Regions from separate parts of the Mus musculus genome. Here region 1 is linked to region 2. A link is a contact called in ENCODE Hi-C or POLR2A ChIA-PET data. All regions are on one chromosome and are shown on one strand. The core of a region is the stretch at or near the end of the contact, and the rest is flanking DNA. Distances in the headings are between cores, read along the strand shown. Region 1 holds the start of Pan3 (PAN3 poly(A) specific ribonuclease subunit). Region 2 has its middle 20 kb from the start of Gm34700.

Evidence for each region. A loop is a pair of places that touch in the nucleus more often than their neighbours do. ChIA-PET counts read pairs that join two places held with the same protein, here RNA polymerase II (POLR2A).
Region 1: a map of v-Abl transformed pro-B cells shows a loop between it and region 2 (2.4-fold over the local background). The contact joins the promoter of Pan3 here to the enhancer-like site in region 2. A Hi-C loop is called at or near these places in 1 of 37 maps with a recorded cell type or tissue (v-Abl transformed pro-B cells). POLR2A ChIA-PET finds 5 or more read pairs at or near these places in 1 of 5 experiments (Patski).

What each region holds. Positions count from the first base shown.
Region 1 is chr5:147,425,149-147,431,508 of GRCm38, reverse strand. Pan3 (PAN3 poly(A) specific ribonuclease subunit) reads right to left here and starts at 1,353. Exons shown (of 19, transcript NM_028291.5): 1 at 500-1,353. The coding sequence starts at 929.
Region 2 is chr5:146,677,367-146,683,735 of GRCm38, reverse strand. No RefSeq gene overlaps it. Among named protein-coding and RNA genes, the nearest start is that of Gm34700, 20 kb to the left of the region's middle. Within about 2 kb of position 4,200, at least 1 of the 3 ENCODE cell types and tissues checked has a DNase peak (open chromatin) inside an H3K27ac peak, as active enhancers do.

The DNA of each region.
Region 1 (6,360 bases), core at 104-2,603, 750 kb before region 2:
CCCCGCACCCCCACCCCTGGCCCCGGACATCCTTTAGAAGGAGTTCCCAGCCGGCAACTTTCGGCAGCCCGCGCTCCACGCGAGCACGCACCGACACATGTGCTCGCAGACCCAGCCCCTTTCCACGCACACGCGCGCGCGCGCGCACACACACACACACACACACACACACAAACCCGGAAGCGACACCCCCTTGCTTCCACTCCGCAGCCCATCCCCCCTGCTCCCCGCACCCCACTCCCAGCGCCCCCCACCCCACCCCAATTACACCACGACCGTCCGTCCACCCACGCTCCCGGGAACCCGCCTCCCCTAGCTCCGGGGTTTGCCCCGAGCGGCGGAGCCCAGAGAGGAAACAGGAAGAAGGAAGGAGGGCTGCGCAGGGCCTAGGCCTCTCCTGCGGCCCGGAGGTGAGGGGAAGCGGGCAGGCTCAGGCCTCCTCCCCGCGCCCGGACCGCACCAACCCCGCACCGCACCACCCCGCCCGGGCCTCACTTACTCGCCACCCGCGGGCCATCGAGTCCGCCGCCCGCGGTCGCCGCCCCCGGGACGCCCAGCTCCGGCTTCTTGGGCCCCGCGGGCGGCCCCGCTCCCCCGCCCGGGAGCGCTCCCGGAGGAAAGGCGGCCCCGGCCGCGGCCGCTAGCGCCAGCGGGACGCTGTTGCTATGGAGGCCAAGCCCCGGGGCCGCGCCGGCGGCTGGGTCCTCGTGCAGGAACTGACACTCCTCGCCGTAGAAGCACGTCTTGTCCTTGGCGTAGTAGCGGCAGTACTTGAGCTTCACGCCCGCCGCCGCCGCCGGCCCGCCGGGGACGCCCCCGACGCCCGACGAGGCCGCCACCGCCACCGCCACGGCCGCCGCCAGCGAGGACGACGACGGCGAGGCAGCGGCCGAGGGCGGCGGGAGGCCACCGCCGCCGCCACTGTTCATGGCCACGCCGCAGCCGCGTCCCCCGCCGCCACCATAGACGAGGGCGGGAAGGAGCCGCCGCCGGAGCCGGATGGAAGCCGGGCGGGCGGGTTGGGCCCCGCTGAGGGAGCCGGAGCCGCCCGGGGAGGGGGAAGGGCGGGCGGGCGGCGAGCAGGGATTCTCCCTCTCCCTCTCCGCTGTCCTTAAAGGGGCCGCGCGGGACGCCGCGGTGGGCGCGCGGCCGGGGCTGCGGGGAGAAACGACCCTGAGGCGGCGGCGACCGGAAGCTGTGGGGCAAAGGCACGGCGGGAGGGAGCCGCCGGTTTGTTTTTAAACTCTTGCCCTCCGCTCGCTCGTCGGCTCGCGCTCCGGGTCCTCCCGACTTGTTTATGCCATTTTCCTCTTCCTGAGACGCTCGCCGCCTCTGCGCCTGCGCGAGTGGCGCGGGGCCTTGTGGGTAGGAGGCCTGGCCCGGGGGTGGGGGACCGCAGGCGTGGCCCCCACGGGGCGTCCGCGAGCTGACCGGAGGCGGTTGCTTCAGCCCGAGCCCTCGGAGGGAGGCCTTCCCCACGGCGGCGGCGCCGAGGCTCTCACGAGACCCGGTGGTAGTCCGCTTGGAGGGGAAAACACAAAATGACAGTCCGTCTCAGGTCCTTGGAAGGGGACGCAGCCCAACCTCGCTCCCCGGAGAGGAGAGTTTGCTTCCGTTTGTCACGTTTCCTCTCCCTTTCCCTGTGCTCCGCCACCCCTCTAGCCTTTGTTTTTTTTTTTTTGTTTTTTTTTTTTAAATCCTCCCCCTCGAAGGTGATGGACTACTGGCCAGATAGCCTTAGCTTCTGGGCTCTTTGTCAAAAGATGGAGCCAGAACCCTGGATGCCACCAAACCCCTGCTTAGAGCAGCACCTGTTTCCTCCGCTTTGATGGCCCTCGGGATTTTTTTCTCTCAAAGGTGCCACCTGGGACAGTGCTACCTTGGCAGCACGGGAAGACCCAATTCCAAATGTGCTGGAATGTTTTCCTACTCTGCATTCGAAATTCACTTTTTAAAAAAAAGTTTTCCCCTCATTGATTTCCAATTTGCTCCCCCCACCACCACCTTTTTTTAAAGGGGAGAGGCGTGAAGACAATTGAACCGCAGTGAAGTGAAAAATTGATATTAGGGTTTTAGAAATCTTCTCTAAAAGATTTTCTCAAAAGACAAATCCCTGTTATGAAAAGGACGGGTGTGGGCAGCATTTAAGGAATCGTGGCAGCCTGACGAAGTCACAAAAGAATATATAAAGTTTCACACTGCCAAAAGGGTGAGGTTGAGATGCATGCTATATAGATCCCAATCTGGTAAGCCTAGTGATGCTGCCCAGGGAAATTCTAAGCTGCTATCTCTGCGTGGACGCAGTGTTCACTCATTTAAATATCCAACAGGTATTTGTTAATGTTAATTACATGTTCCCAAGGAGCTGGGGATGCAAAAGTTAACCAGATGCAGTCGGACCTGAATTCAGAGGGCTTATTTATCCTCCGGCTAATGAGGCATAAGATGTGAATTAGTGTCTAGTGTTAACATCAGCTGTTAGAGGGGATTTAAAGAGTTGAACTCCTACTGAGAACTGTTGGGGAGTGGGGAGAGTGTTTACAGCATCCTTGAATTCAGACCTGCCTTTGGAACCTGCTTGCTTCTCTGTGTCTCCTTTGTACATTTGAGATTAAGTAAGTATCCACTTCATAATGAGCGAAGTGGTTCATAAAAATGTCCCGTGTTTGGGAAGAATTCAATCTAGCACTTGCTTTTTATTGCTGCTAGGTGTGTAGAGAAAGAGCATTCTAGCCGAAGCTAACAGCTTGTGAAGGAGGTCTCCAGGTGAATGGGGGTAGGGTTTTAGTAGTGTAATGATATCACACAGCTGAGCAGAGTTCGCAGAAGTGCTTTTCAGGCAGTATTAAGGGATTGGACTTTTTCTTGAAGGCAATTAGAAACTATCACAAGGTTCCAAAATGCTAAGTAGCAACATTCACATTTCCTTTAAGAAGAAAAGGGATCCCCGGGCTGGTGAGATGGCTCAGTGGGTAAGAGCACCCGACTGCTCTTCCGAAGGTCCAGAGTTCAAATCCCAGCAACCACATGGTGGCTCACAACCATCTGTAACAAGATCTGACGCCCTCTTCTGGAGTGTCTGAAGACAGCTATAGTGTACTTACATATAATAAATAAAAATAAATCTTTAAAAAAAAAAAAAAAGAAAAGAAAAGGGATCCCCATAAGAACGCCGAGAAGCAATAAAAGAAAGGCAAATTGTCCCTGAGCAGGGGAAGGCCTGAAATTGCCCAAAGTTTATTCATTCCAATCCAGGGCGTACCTAGTGAGTCGTGTGTGCTGTTTGTATTGGATGCTTCATTGGTGTTAAATAAACGTGCATGTCTTAAAGACTTGCCATGGAAGGTGGTGTTTCAGGGCTTGATAAATTTAAGCTACATTCAACATATTGTTCAAACTAACCTTAAATGAGAATCAATGATGATTACATACCAAGCAAGAGCTATGCTAGGCTCTGACATAACAAGACCTGGCCTGAGGATGGTTCAGTCAGGAAAACACTTGCCTTGCGATTGGAAGAACTGAGTTCCAGTCCCCAGAATCCAAGTAAAAATTGCTAGGCATAGTGGTGTGCATATAACACCAACGCTGAGAAAGCAGAGACAGAAGAGCCCGCTGTGCTAGCTGGCCAGCCGATCTAGCCTAATTGGTAGTAGCTGGAGGCCAGGGAGAGACCTCATCTCAGAAAAAGTGGACAGCCTTTCCAAGGATGACACTTGAATTTGTCCTCAGACTTTCAGGTGTACCCTGTACACACATGCACATACATTCATAAAAAAAAAGTATATAGATATAAAATTAAGATGTGTAAGACTGAGCCTCAGAAGTTCACAGGTAGTCATTAGAAGAAGCAGTATTAAAGTTTGTCATCAGTACTACATTTAACAAAATTATATTAAACTATCCTGAACAAATTAGAGAAAAGTAGACTGAGATACTTGGGCAGCTTTGGTAGTGTCAGATTAATCACAATCAAATGTTACACAGTTACCCCTGGGGGTCCTTAAGTATGCAAAGGGTGTCGAGAATGATACATATCCAAATACTCTCTCCTTCACTCATGAATCAGAATTCAGTTGGAGGAACGGGAGTACTTTAACATCACCGATGGCATACTCCCCCCACCCACAAACACATACACCCTGAAAGTAAATTGGCTATAATTTCCTTATCTTGGAAAATTAACAGCTTAAAATACCACTGTTGTCCTTAAACAGATACACACTAAGAAGGTAGCTCTCCTAAGTTGTATATTATAGTGTGGTCATTGCAGTATTACTCAAGAAAGCCAACAAAGAAAGTTGCAAGTAACCCAGACTATAAATGCAAAGAATAATGAAATCAGTAGTGGAGTGTCAACTTGGAATATTATGCAGCTAAAAAAATAGCCATGAAAACTTGCATTTATGATGCTCTGTTAATATTACATGATACAACATTATATTTGCTTTATATGTAATGTTTTGAAAAAATAGAATAAGGATCAGAGTAATTGCTTCCAAACATTAGCCATAGTTTTATTAAGGTGATAAAAGTACATAGATATAGATTAAAAGTATATACCACCACTCCCTACCATGACTTTATACTTTAGTCTCTCAATTCTGAGAAGTAGGTATGTTGTATTCATTAAATTATCCTCTATTTTAGGTTCAAATAAATTAAAAACAATTGAATACTCGTTGGTCATTTCTTTCTACATTTTCATTATATTTTGTCAAAGACTGGTTCAAATTATTAATTTGTACCGAAAAACTTTTTGCTAACATTGGGGAGGTTTAAGAAATAGTCTTTTTCAGAACCTTGACTGTGTTGACGTTAACACTGAAGTAGGACATACCACCGCATGTGCCAGTTTCCCAACTGACACTTCCTGCCAGCTTGTGTGAGGTTAGTGCTGCCAGACTGTGCTTCCCACCAAAAGCACTGTTGGCAGAGTCATGGACTTGAAAGCACATTCACCTTCTGCAGTGCACCTTCTGCAGTGCACCAGCTTCTGCTTTGCCTTCTACCAAAGCTTTCACAGAGCAAAACCTAAAGCTTCCCCCTGACAATTCCTCAGGACCTGGTTACTCCCTCTAAGCATCTTCTTTCTTCTTGTTTTTGTCTTAAGTGTATAAGTCATTTTTAAGACATCACTCCCTTCCTATGAACTTTTTGTAATTGGGTTGCTTTGGAAGACAGCTTGACACAGTACACAAGTGTAATCTATAGAATACCTGTACCCTATATCATTTGTGCTATCTACAAAACACGTTTGGGAGAGGCAGCTGTCTGGATACTGATTGGGTTCAAAGTCTTGCCCATACTAAGCATGATAACTTTAATATGAAGAATTGTTTATAATAATGTCCTTGTTTGGTTTTGGGCTTCTTTGGTTGGTTGGTTGGTTGGTTAAGACAGGGTTTCTCTGTGTAGACCTGGCTGTTCTGGAACTCACTCTATAGATCAGGCTAGCCTCAAACTTACAGGGGGAAACCTCTGCCTCCCTGATTGCTGGGATTGAAGGCCTGTGCTACTACCACCTGGCCTTAGGTTACTTTCTATTGCAGCAACATCATAACCAAAAGCCCGATGGGGAAGAAAGTAACCAGTTTTCAAGTTCCAACTCATGTTAGGGAAGTCAGGCAGGAACTGAGGCTGAGGCCTTGGAGAAACCCTGCTCACTGTCTTGCTTCCCCTACTGCCTCAGCCTGCTCTCTATGCCACTTAAGACCACCAGCTTGGGAGTGGCACTTTCACAGTGGATTAGGCCCTCCCCACATCAATCATTATTCAAAAAAAAGAGAGAGAGAGAGAGAAACCCAGGGCAGTCTGATGGAAGCAATTCCTCAACTGAGGTCCCCTTTTCCCAGACACATTAGACCTGTGCGGCTTTTCACAAGCCTGGAAGAATTGCCTACCTAAAAGAGTTGTTTGGGGGGTTGACTAACATAAGAACCTCTTAGAGGAAGTAGTCTTTCTGCCAGATGCAGAAACAGACGTCTTTGCAAAAATTATTCCAACCACTTGGTTGTACAGCGGTGCTTTTCTGGCAACTTTGTATTTTCTTCCTCTGTAGCATTCTATCTGAATCCCTCTATGTCTGTGATGGTGAGTTGGGCGGTTACTGTGATGGCGCCTCGTGTTCCATTGGTTCCTCCCAACAGTCCCGTGAAAGTTACCGTTTTGTATGTAACCCTGGAAATCTGAGTTTGGAGAATCTGTGAGCTTCTGTTACTTGATCCAAAGTAAAACACTAGCTTAGAGTTGCTGTTGCTGTGAACAGACACCATGACCACGGCAGCTCTTATGAAGGAAAACATTTCATTGGGGCTGGCTTACAGTTCAGAGGTTTAGTCCATTGTCATCATGGTGGGA
Region 2 (6,369 bases), core at 2,951-5,450:
CCGCAGCTCAGCTGTTGATGCTTTCCCAGAGAAGCCAACCAAGGAAAGTCCCAGATGGTTAAAACACTTGTCTGGTTCTTCTCAGTCCAGAGAGCGTCCCTCATGTCCCATTTAGAGACTTAAGTTATAGTTCATGGAGCCGTGGCAGACACCTCCCTCGTCTCCCCCCTTCTACACGCAGGTCTGAGATATCTGTTCACTCTGGGGCATTACATGGCTATTTCTTCGGGACCCATGCCTGGGTCACCCTTGCTCTTGCTCCTGCCTAGTGTCCTTAGTTGTGGCCTTCATGCTGAGGATTTCTAGCAGGGGGAGGGGAGGGGCTTTCTGAATCTGGGTAAAGAATCCAAACACATCTAATCTCAGGGTTTGGTGAAACTCTTTGCTTAGAGGCTTTATGGCCGAAGGGAATTGATGGTTTGTGTTTGCTTTTCAAATAAAGGGACCTCGGAGGCAGAAGAGGGCATTTTCCGTGGATCTGCTGACTTCTGAAATCTGAAGCCCTCTTCCTTATCTGTCCGGTTTATTACAGGTTTCATAAACGTTTTATGGCCATTGCTGAGGCACTGCTGACTAGGGCGGTGGCAGCTGTCCCCCAACTTTCCACATTGTTGCCAGGATCAAAGGACAGATTTACCACCTGATAAGATAGGGTGGATAAGACACAGCAGGTCCTGTACTGACTTCTTGCCTGCATGCACTCAAGCAAACAGAACTGACTAGATCTGAAGCCTCCCACCTCCCTTACCTGCAGCCTCTTACCATCAGCCATAGAGACCACTGGGCCTTCCTGGTAATTCTGGCCCCTCCAAGTTGACAGTGAATTTCCCCCTCTTTGTCAACATTTTAGGATGTAAAACACGAAGGGTATCTTTTCAAGACATCAGTGTATCTATACCTTCAGTGATTTTTTTTCCTGGAATTTAAAAAAATACCTGAGCCCTTTAGTCAGTCTCCATTCTGCTGGGGCAAATGACATTCATTTGAAAGCAGGTTCTGTGGAGGGGAGGGGGAGGGTTGAGGGGGAAGAAAAAAGAGAAAGAGTGCATGAAAATAATTTATGGCCAAATAAATCATTTCGAGAGCGTTTATATTTTCAGGTAGAGAAATTGTATTGACTTTACTTCTTGCCATTGTTGACTTTGCTACAACTGCCCTAACAATCGTTGACAATGCCCTTTTAATTTGTGTCATTACAATTGAACACTGGGAACTCCCGTTATTGCTAGAAGCCTTTAAAAATGGTTTTGTTATTCTTCTCTTCTCTTTTCCTTTCCTTTCTTTCTTTATTTTAAGAAAAAAAAATCCCCCCTCCATCCTTTTAACCCAGTTGGCCTGCTTACATTACAGGGACAGGAGTGGGCATGGGGGTAGACAGTACAGACACAGGGCACAGTCAGACATGGACCATGAGACACCTGCCTATTGAGGCAATAATTTGGAGGAAGTGAGGGGTGTTTAAGCACCAAGGCTGCCTCAGCAGACTCCCCTTTTTTTAGTCCTAGGAAGGTCACACAGTAGGTGCCCAGGAACCCTGCAGTTTTCTGTGTTGCACTTCCCACACTCACTCCCTTCACCCCACCCCAAGGTGCCCCTGAGCCCTGAGCACCCTGAGTTTTCTCTGCTGTGTCTTCCTTGAGCCTTCAGCAAGGCTGGCTCCTCCCCGCTCTGTGTGTCTCCCTTTTTGGAGCACTTACTGTGTGCCAGGCAACACAAGTAAGAAACTGTCAAGACTGACTGTATGCTCCAGGTAGAGAATCTTAACACTGCCCACTGCTTAGAGGGCATCGGGAACAAACTCTTGGTCTAGACAGAGAGAGGTTGGTGCCCCTGAAAGATGTAGGAGCTGGGTGTGGTGGCACACACGCGTGGAACCCCAGCACTTGAGAGGTAGAGACTGGAGGGTCAGGAGATCCTCATGTGGAGGCCATGACTCCTTTCAAGAGTCAAGTGTTGAGCTCAGGAGCACAAACACTGGACCCGAGGCCCTTCCCCAACACAGCTGCACAGCTGTGGGCCACAGTGCAGAGCCAGGGTCCCCAGGGACAGACGGTCTACTGGTTCCTCTTTCCTGCCCCCGAAAACACAGAACACACTTCCCTCCAGGGTCCCCTGAACCAGTGGTTTTCAGCTGTCCTGATGCTGCGACCCTTTAATACGGTTCCGCATGTTGTGGTGACCCCCCCCTCCCCCCCAACCATAAAATTAATTCCGTTGTTGCTGCTTTATAACTGTAATTTTGCTACTGTTATGAATCTCAATGCAAATATCTGCTTTACAGGATATCTCATATGTGACCCATTTGAAAGGGTCGTGACCCACAGGTTGAGAACCTAGACCCTCACCCTCTCAAGTAGTAGGAAGGCAGAGAATGGTGCGCTTCTGTGTAGAGGGACCACAGAAGGCTCCCAGACCCATCCTGGTCTAAAGGAAATAGCCTGCAAGAACAGAGGCAGCGGAGTTCAGACTTCATGGAACCAGCTTCCTGTGGTCCAGTCCAGGGAGACTGCTCTTGGGATTGGGTGGGGTGGGTGCTGGAGGAGGCTAATTATCTATGAAATTGCTTCTGAAACACTATCAGCCCTGATTATTGGCCACACGGTTGCATCCTTAAATCAGAGAGTGGTAGGTTTTCTTTCCTTCTTTTACAGAGCTGTAAAAAGTCTATGAGCTAGTTGGGCCTGCCACCCTCCCCGCTCCCGCTGTCTCTCTGTTTTATCAATATTGCCATAATTTGACACTTGTGAATAGGGGAAGATTGTAAAGTGTCCGTAGATCCCGTAAACCGTACTAAATACAGATTAGTATTACAACTAAGTTTAAACCCTAGTAAAAGATAATTAAGTTGATGGATGTGGCTGTAAATCTCCCTTTTATCAAGGGCTCGCTCGTGCGGGAGCAGCCTCTAGCTTATTATTTTACAGCATCATTAATGCCTTGGCAGTACCAGTATCTTCCATGGATGCTGCTGCCGGCTGAGCGAGGAGACGGTGGGATGTGCCATGTGGATGCACAAAGCCCTGTGAGCTCCTGCCTTCTTTTCTTTCTACTTTAGAACGGTGCGTGGTTGCGGCGTGACTGCACATGCAGGGGGCTTGCCTGGTGCTCACTGCTAGGCCAGCGGCTCAAGGGCATCTCCCCACCGTAACTCCAGATTACCTTAGGGGGTCCTGGGTACATAAAGACTACCGTATCCAATGCTCAGTTTCCTGACACTTAATCTGGGGCCGCTGCTTGCTACAGAGATGCTTTCCTTTGTGGCCCAGTAATACTGAGCTAGTGAAAAGAAAATGGCTAAACTATGATTAAGGAGGGTCCTGACACAAAAAAGTGTCCTTAAGAGTCACAGGATTTCCCAAGATGGTGCTGTCTCACCTGTCTTGACAGGTTCCTCTCACAGCCGGGCAATGGGAGTTTTTTTCTCTTTTTGGCAAGCTTCAGTGTTGACTTGAGAGTAGAGTGGTTGGCTGGCCTAGTGAAGCCCTGGGGCCGCCCCTCTTTGAGGACACATCTCTGGGACTGCTTGTTCAAGTGTTGCTAGTAGAGGACCCCCCAACCCTACTCCATCTTGCCCTTGCCCACAGAATGACTTAATGAGACTCCTTCAAGAGCAGAATCAGCAAGAGGCAAGGAACGCTATCTGGGGCTGACTTTTGGTCCTGAGTTGGCGCTTGCTAACAAGACATCTGGGTGGCAACCCAAAGGTGGCTCTCCCTCTGTCTGGTTCCTCCTCTCCAGGGTGGTACCTAATACTCACTACCAACCTCGCTTCTTGTGCAAGAGTGCAGAAGCCAGACGCACGGCCCCAGGGCAGGCAGAAGGCAGGTGAAGCAGGAGACCAGGGGGTTGTTGTGTCTCTAACCTTACATTGGGCCTAGTGTAGATCTTGCCTCGTGCTATTGAGAGTCCAGATATCATCTTTTGTAGGTGTTAGCTTTCCTTGGCTCCCCAGAGTTTCAATATGGCTTCAAGAAGAGATTTATTTATTTAGATACCTTCAAATCTGAACAACTAGCATCCATTATTTATAGAACAGAGCCCCTGAAGGCCAGGGCTCTTGCTCCTAACAGCTCCTTGACTGTGACCTTGAACCGGGCCTCAGGGAATCCAGGCCCAGCTGCCTTCATTGAGAGGCCAGGTTCTCATGTTTGCTGGAAGAGCTGAGCTAACTGGCCTTGACTGGAAATTAGGACATAGAGAACAAGGAAACAGACCAGTGGAAGAGTCATCTGGGAGAGACAGGATTTGACTCCAAAAGATAAACATACTTTTTTTTTTTTCTTTTTCTTTTTATTGCCTGAAGCTGAGCGATATGGACCTTGGTTGGAATTAGTAGGCTGAAAGTTCAAGCGATAAATGTTTCTCAGGGGCAGGAGGATCAGTGGGGCCAGCTTGAGGCTTGTCAGGAGGCCCTGGCTGGGGCTGTTCACCTTTTGAACTGGGTGTGGGTGGGTACAGAGCCGGCTCCCTTGACTGGTGGTGTGATTGTGAGCAGCGGGGATGTCTGTCAGACCTCCAGCCTCACCTCGGTGTACCAGGGTGGAGTCATGTTCCTAGAGGAGAGAGTTGCCGGTATTTAGAAGCCTATCACGGGTCTCTAGGCTTCAAAACCTTCCCGGGCGTCATCTTGGAGAAGCCAAAGCAGGTTGACTGACAGGCAGGCTTACGAACCGTACTTTTCTCTTTGCGGGGTTTCAGAAGGAAAACACCCTATCCCTTGGGAGCTACTGCTACTTCAAACATGTGCATTCTGAACTTCTCTTGGGGCCTGCCATTTCTACCCCAAGGTCAGAGGCCACTGGCAGGCTCTGAAACCTCACTTGATGAGCAGAAACTGAAGGTCCCCGTCTTCTCTCAATAAGAGCCAAGAGGTTTTCTGGCTCTCGGGTTTAATTAAGTCCCGGGTCTGGTCCTCCTGGACCTTGCAAGAGACAGATGAGGCAGACCATGGCTTGGTGTATAGGACATATGACAGACAGCCACTGTCCACTGGTTTAGGGTGTGACATCATGTAAATATATGGACACGTTGTGTAGGCTCTGGGCGACATGCTTGCAGATAGTGTGGTCATGGACTAGACCGGCTTCTCTCCACACCTCCCCGTGCTCCAGCAGCCCAAGGGAAAGCCTGGGGCTGGGGCTGAGGCTGACTGTAACATGCCTTAAGTGGCTTATGCTAATAAATCCAACTCTCACGAAGTGCAAACAACGGATTGTTGTGCCGGCTATTAGATCTTTACTACTCTCTAAACTCTCCAATAAAGCAAGCGCTTTATTCCTTTCAAATAATATTCCGCCCATTGCTTCCTAAAGATTAACAATTGAAAGAGGTGTCAGCAGGCCTCACTCTTTAAATTAAGTATAATAGGCCTTTTATAGCACAGCATAAAGATATCAAAGGGGAAAAGCTGTAATCGAGAAAGGACCGCTAGGTCTCTCTTTATCTGTCACCATAGCTTCAGCCTGACATTTGCGAGCCAAGCACAAAAAAAAAAAAAAAAAAAAAAAAAAAAAGACCAGCAGACCCCAGGAAGCTGGAAACGTCTAGATTAGCTGTAGAGCTAATTGCAGGCAGGCACAGTAAAGCTATGATTTAATTAACTAATGGTGTTGTAAGCAGAAGGTGTGTGGGCCATTCTTCCCTGTGCTTTGTTTGAGCAGAAGCCTGGATATGCCCTAGACAGGCAAGGAGCATTTGCCTTGGTGTCCCCCTGCCCCTGGCTGTACTTCTGTCTGGGATGTTTCTATAGAGTGAGCAGTTTATCAGTTAATTTCTTTTATATGTATGGGTGTTTAACCTATATGTATGTCTCTGAGCTATTTGTGTGCCTGGTATCTGAGGAGACCAGACGAGGCCGTCAGATCCCCTGGAACTAGAGTTGTAGACAGTTGTGAGCTGCTGTGTGGGTGCCAGGACTCGAACCCGGGTCCTTTGGAATTGCAGCTGGCGCTCTAACCACTGTGCAATCTCACCAGTTCCTTCATTTGAGTAGTTCCAACTGAGTCTGTAAACACCTCCTCTTTGGTTGTTTGCTCTACTGCCCATGCGTGTTTTAAGAATGTAGATGTCTGGCTGGAGAGATGGCTCAGCAGTTAAGAGCACTGACTGCTCTCCTAGAGGTCCTGAGTTCAATTCCCAGCAACCACATGGTGGCTCACAACCATCTGTAATGGGATCCGATGCCCTCTTGTGACATCTCTGTAGAGAGCAACAGTGTACTGATACATAAAAAAAATTAAATAAATCCTTAAAAACACCACCACCACCACCAACAACAACAGAATGTAGATGCCGGTCCGCTGTGCAATCACATGTATGAGACATGCAATGCTGGTCTCGCATGGACTTCTCACTCTGCTACTGAAGGAC